2 separate regions of the Homo sapiens genome follow, and region 2 is linked to region 1. A link is an interaction called in ENCODE POLR2A ChIA-PET data of the cell type or tissue named here. Cell type or tissue: OCI-LY7. All regions are shown on one strand. Each heading gives the region's core, and the rest is flanking DNA. Links, peaks and the distances in the headings are about the cores only. Region 1 overlaps HOMER1 (homer scaffold protein 1). Region 2 overlaps HOMER1 (homer scaffold protein 1).

Region 1 (2,925 bases), core at 146-2,645:
AGGAAGACTCTGGCTATAAAGAGGTAAACAGAATAGATTTCTGGGCAGCCAAGGTAATAGTGACTGTGTACACTGCAATCACAGTCCTCTATCCTCCCCAAACTATATAAACTATACAAACTATACAAAGGCATGCAAATTCCATGACTTCGACATAACTAGAAGATACAGAACAATACAAACATCAAATTGCCTTTAATTAGAAAATATAAGCACCAATTTCCAGCAGAGGTATTTCTCAAGCTCTCACTCTAACCCTTTGCAAAAGGGAAGGCAGAGTTGTGGGGGCAATGCCCAGAAGAGTAGAGAACAAAAGGGCTCAGACTAAACTACGGTAACCCCAAGAAGGAGAAAACCACTACCAGTGTGAATGCCAGAATACTGAAAAAAAAGTTCTAGAAAACCAGAGCAGACTATAAGAAAGGAACTTAACAGTATAAACGAAACTTGAGGAGGTAGTCTTAGAAAGGCTGAAGACAGTTCCAAAAAGCAGAAGATAAAAGGAAGAGAAAGGAATCTTGCGGGGTAAAGGGAAAAATAAGCAAGAAAGGAAAATTTAAGACCAAAGAAAAACTATTAAAGGACATACAATCTTTCTTCTGATTGTCTCTGCAAAAGAGGGTGTTTTTGAACTAACAATTTATAAACCACCCCAAACTGCTATTCTATCCACAAAATGCAAATGTGTAAGCAATCTTCATCTACACAAACTATTACAAAAGGAAATAGAAAATAGAAAATACTAAAAACACTTGAGTAGATGAATCTTCCAAAAACCAACTATGAATCAGAAGAAAACTCTAACTCAATATTCCACTCTGAACTAAATATTCTCAAATAAGCATTTAAAAACAAGTTTGAATTATATATTGAAAAACTTAGAATAGAAATAGGTAAACAAAACTCCAAAGAACAGAAAGGTTGATTGAACTCATGAGAGAAACAGAAGAAAAAGGCATAATCTATCAGAAATGAAAACCGAGTTATAAGGACCCAAGGAAAAATAGATTTGAATAAAACTATTTTTAATTCAATTATTACTTATTATTTTAAATAATCCTAGAGAATGAAAGTGAGATAAAGTAAAGAAAACAGAAAGAGGTTGCAAAAAACAAAATCAAATTACACAAGATTGGAGCTCCTGAAGAAGAAAAATAACACATTAGAACAGAACTAGTATTTAAAACTTTTATGCAAGAAAACTTCCTGGAAATAAAGAAAAACCTGGATATACAAATTAAAAAGGCCCACTGTGTACCTGGGAAAACACCCTCAACAATGTATTTCGTGAAATATTCTAGTATATCATTTAAACTTTATTTAAAAAATAAAGGAAAAATCCTCAGGGCACACAAGCAAAATGAGTCCAAAACTTATAAGGCAAGAGAATCAGACTGGAATCAGATTTCTCAAAAGAAATATACAAAACAAGGCAATAATGGAGTGTCATTTTCAAGTAACTCAATGAAAGAAAATTATGAACCAGGGATTTTATATTAAATATCCTGCCAAGCTCTCGCCCCAATACTGAATACATGAGAAAAAAAAAAGTTTAAATAAGCAAGATCTCAGAAAGTATGTATCCATGAGCTCTTTTGCAACCATCCACAAGAAGATAAGCTTTATCCAACCAAGAGATCACTGTGGAAACTTCAGAAAAAGGACTTAATGGTGAGTGCTATGATTTGAATGTGTCCCCTCCAAAATCCAAGTGTTGAAATGTAGTGGCCAATATGATGCTATTAAGAAGTGGAGCCTTTAAGAGACGATTAGGTCATGAGGGCTCCTCTCCTCATGAATGGGAGTAAGGTCCTTATAAAAGAGGTTTCCCCTCCAGTGTTGGTGGCTTGCTCTTCCATCTTCCCCGATGTGAGGAGGCCGCATTCATTCCCTCTGGAGGATGCAGCAACAAGGCAACATCTTGGAAGGGGAAAGCAGTCCCACAACCAAACCCGCCCGTACCTTGACCTCGGCTTTCCAGCTGCCAGAAGTGTGAGAACTTTCTGTTCTTTATAAATTACCCAGATTGTAGTTTTCTATTACAGCAGCACAAAAGGACTAAGACAGGAAACATTTAATATATTTAATGTATAAAGACTAAAACAAATGTAGATGATAGTTAAAAAATAATCTGTTTAGTATTCTGACGAGGTAGAAATAATGCAACCAAAAAACAGGGAGAGAAAGAGAAAAATGAGAGCATAACAAGCACATTATTATTAAGTGTGTTAATAATTCAGAGTCAAAGGATATCATTAAAAACTAATAAACCAGGCCAGGCACGGTGGCTCATGCCTGTAATCCTGGCACTTTGGGAGGCCAAGGTGGGAGGATTGCTTGGGCCCAGGAGTTCAAGACCAGCCTAGGCACTAGAGTGAAACCCCACTTCTACAAAAAATTAAAAAATTAGCCAGGCTTGGTGGCACACACATGTAGTCCCAGCTCCTCGGGAGGCTGAGTAGGGAGAAATTCTTGAGCCCAGGAGGTCGAGACTGTAGGAATCTGTGATTGTGCCACTGGCCTCCAGCCTGGGTGACAGAGTGAGACTCTGTCTCAAAAACAAAAAACAAACAAACAAACAAAAACCCCCAAAAAACAAACCAGACAGTATACGTTTAAATACGAACACAGGTAACTAGGAGCATTTTAAAGGAGTGGAAGTTCAAAGGTAACCACTACAACAAAACTAAGACCATTTTAAATATCAAGAGATATTTAAAAATCAAGAGATAGTTAAAAAGAGCAAAGAACACATCATATAGGAAAATTATTAATACAATGCACACACAGAAATGATAACAATGAATTGAGACCAAACATAAAAATCATATCAATAAACATGAATGAGTCATCTACTAGAAAATATTTTCAGTTGGGTCACAAAGCACTATCCAAGTATATGAACACAAGACACACAAGCAGCAT
Region 2 (2,925 bases), core at 278-2,777, 53 kb after region 1:
AAATCAGCTGTTTCCTTTAGCTGACAGTCAATGCACGAATAAAATCTACAGTATAATGTGACAATATAAAAATGTTTTACAACAAAGTCAAATCCTATTAAGTGAATAATGGGAATAGCAATCACAAAGTGACTACTTCTAGGTCAGTTATGGACCATATTAATTAGTCAGAAAAAATTTAACCAGCCAGTAAGATATCATAAAATAATCATCTCTGGTATTAACAAATCAGGCTTATTTCTCTCCAAGACAGGCCAAGCCAAACTAAAATAATGAAAGGTTGAATGTGCAACCTGCTAAACAGTTAAATTGGTGAAGATTCAATTCAGTAGAAATGATAACAGAAACAAGTTACCGGCCGGGACGTGGTGCCTCACGCCTGTAATCCTTGGGAGGCCAAGGCAGGCGGATCACCTGAGGTCAGGAGTTCAAGACCAGCCTGGCTGACATGATGAAACCCAATCTCTACAAAAATACAAACAAAATTAGCTGGGCATGATGGCAGGTGCCTGTAGTCCCAGCTATTCGGGAGGCTGAGGTGGAAGAATCGCTTGAACCTGGGAGGTGGAGGTTCCAGCGAGCCGAGATCACTGCACTCCAGCCTGGGCAACAGAGTGAGACTCCATCTCAAAATAAAAAATAAAAATAAAAATAAATTACCTTATTAAACTTAAAGGGCATAACTAGGGTTAGCAATTAAGGATTAACTCAGGGATTTGCTGGAACTGGTTGACAAGAGTGTGCAAAAGTACATTAGGATCAAAAGAGAGAGAGGAAGAGCAGTAGCAGTTTGACTCATGGTTGTTACCATCTTCTGGGATAAATGCTCCGGTCACTTTGAGGGTAATATAAGAGGGAGTAGGGTTTGAGGCATGGAACTTGGGGAGGCTACAAATGTTAATGCTACTAAAGTAGAAAGACTGTTCCCAGGGGCAAGTTAAGAAGGGGAGAAAGAAAGGGATAGAGGTTGTAGCAATTCCAACATCTCAAAGCAGCAAGTTTTTCTTCAGAAAACTTGAATATTAGCTATATTTAAGTAAAGGCATAGTTATCCTAGGTCATTATACCTAAAGTAAAAAACAAAAAGCCCACCCAAAGCATGGTATTTTATTTTTTTAATTTAATTTTTTATTCTGAACCGATCGAGAACTTGGGTTTTTTTAAAGTCAGTTTTAAAAATATAAAATTAGTATTTACTGATGAGAAACAACAAAAAATTCCAACAGTACATGAGGGCACAAAAGGAAAATGAAACCCTCTTTCCCTCCAACTACCGCAGAGGTAGCCAAAAGTATTCTGCAAAACCTTCCAGAAATTTTGCATATGCTAAAAATAGTACTTGAAACATGTTTTTTATTTAACATATTCTAAGCATCTATTTCTTTTTTAATCTAAATTGTGTGTAATTTCCTAAACATCCTACTTCAGTTATTCTTTTTTGGGGTGTGTGTGTGTGTGTGTATACCCAAAGCTGATAAGAAAAATGAAAAAAAAAAGCAAAAAATAAAATGAAATAAAAACAGATGAAATAATCTTTTCTATTGACTTTATATCCTTGCTTTGAGAAAATAAAACCACTTACATCTCATTTTTTTTCTGAGAAACTCTCCCTATAACTCCCACCAAAACAAATAATCTACAGTAAGAAAAAGGACAGTAACACTGAAGAAAAAATTTATTTTTGGAAGAACAAATCTGAGAGAGTATCAAGGAAATCAAAACTAACAGATGCAACCTATTATAAAAAAGGCACCTGAGCACAGATGTGAGATTCAGGAAATGCTTCTTAAGAATTCTCTCTTCCTACCCATTTGTGAAGTGGGTAACTTAAGTGAAAATTAAAATAAAACCCACAACTGAAATTTTGGCTATGAAAGCCAAAAAATGAGAAATATTCTAGAACACATGGAAAAAAGTTGACCTTGACCCTCACTCTAGGACAAGCCTTTAGGGTGGTTTCAGTGACCTACTGTGTATTGGAAGGATGGGCTGGGGAGGTACGCAGCAGCACTGCCATGACCCACTATACCAAATACCACTACCACCTTCCATTTCATGCCAATAAAACCTGAAATTAAATTCCCATTACAGTTTCAACCTTGTTGGCTTAAGGAAAACAAGGCCCTCTCTTTACCATTTAACAAACATTCATGGAAGACTCAGTCCATTCCAGTTTTATACTTAAACAAAGATGAGAACACCACTGTTTTCTCAGCAGAGGGCCTGACAGAAAAACTGGGGAGGAGCTAATAGTCTTGAGATCCCATGGCAGTGAGAATGGAAAGAAGACAGCAAAACGATACATAAAGGAAGATGAGGTTGAGCTCTCAAACAAGATCCTCATATCCTCAGTCATACATTTTTCCTATAGTTAGTCACCATCCAGAGCCACCATTTCTGAAATCCATTTTGTGACAACCACAGAAGTTCTTATAATCTGACTTTCTGGATTAATTTATGCTCTTCCTTCGCTATGTAAAGTATATTGGCTGATTGATGCTTAGGGTTAGTGGGTTAATTGTTACTCTGCTTGAATATTTTGCAACCACCAGCTGCATCAAATGCTTACCAAGAGTCAGCTGTATGTGTCCCAAACCTGTTTATGCCAATTCTATTTATATAATTATAAAACTGAATTAAGTACTATGTAAACTACTGATTTTGAATGCAAAACTAGAGTGGTAATTTTAATGAAAGCCAGGCTAAATACTTTGAAATGACTAAAATGTAAATGGCTAAAAAATTAAAATAATACTCACAACTGAATTAGGCATATATAATATTCTACAATATAATATAATATCTAACATAGGAATAGCTTCAGCATCTCCTAGAAAACTTGTTAGAAATGCAAATCCTTGGGTTCCATCTTAGACCTACTAAATCAGACAGTCTGGGAGTGGAGCTCACCGATCTGAGTTTTAG

Evidence for each region. ChIA-PET counts read pairs that join two places held together with the same protein. Peaks named below come from ENCODE experiments on the same cell type or tissue, not always from the same donor. Only the 100,000 strongest peaks of a DNase experiment are listed, where the experiment ranks them.
Region 2: POLR2A ChIA-PET joins it to region 1 with 5 read pairs; 2 of 35 experiments call an interaction of 5 or more read pairs at or near these places.

Annotation. Positions count from the first base shown.
Region 1 is chr5:79,387,731-79,390,655 of GRCh38, forward strand. All of the region lies in intron 8 of HOMER1 (homer scaffold protein 1), which reads right to left. Among named protein-coding and RNA genes, the nearest start is that of HOMER1, 120 kb to the right of the region's middle. In OCI-LY7, for the core only: no CTCF peak of the experiment used is centred there; no DNase peak of the experiment used is centred there.
Region 2 is chr5:79,440,526-79,443,450 of GRCh38, forward strand. All of the region lies in intron 4 of HOMER1 (homer scaffold protein 1), which reads right to left. Among named protein-coding and RNA genes, the nearest start is that of HOMER1, 72 kb to the right of the region's middle. In OCI-LY7, for the core only: no CTCF peak of the experiment used is centred there; a DNase peak (open chromatin) is centred at 1,766; H3K27ac peaks cover 747 bases.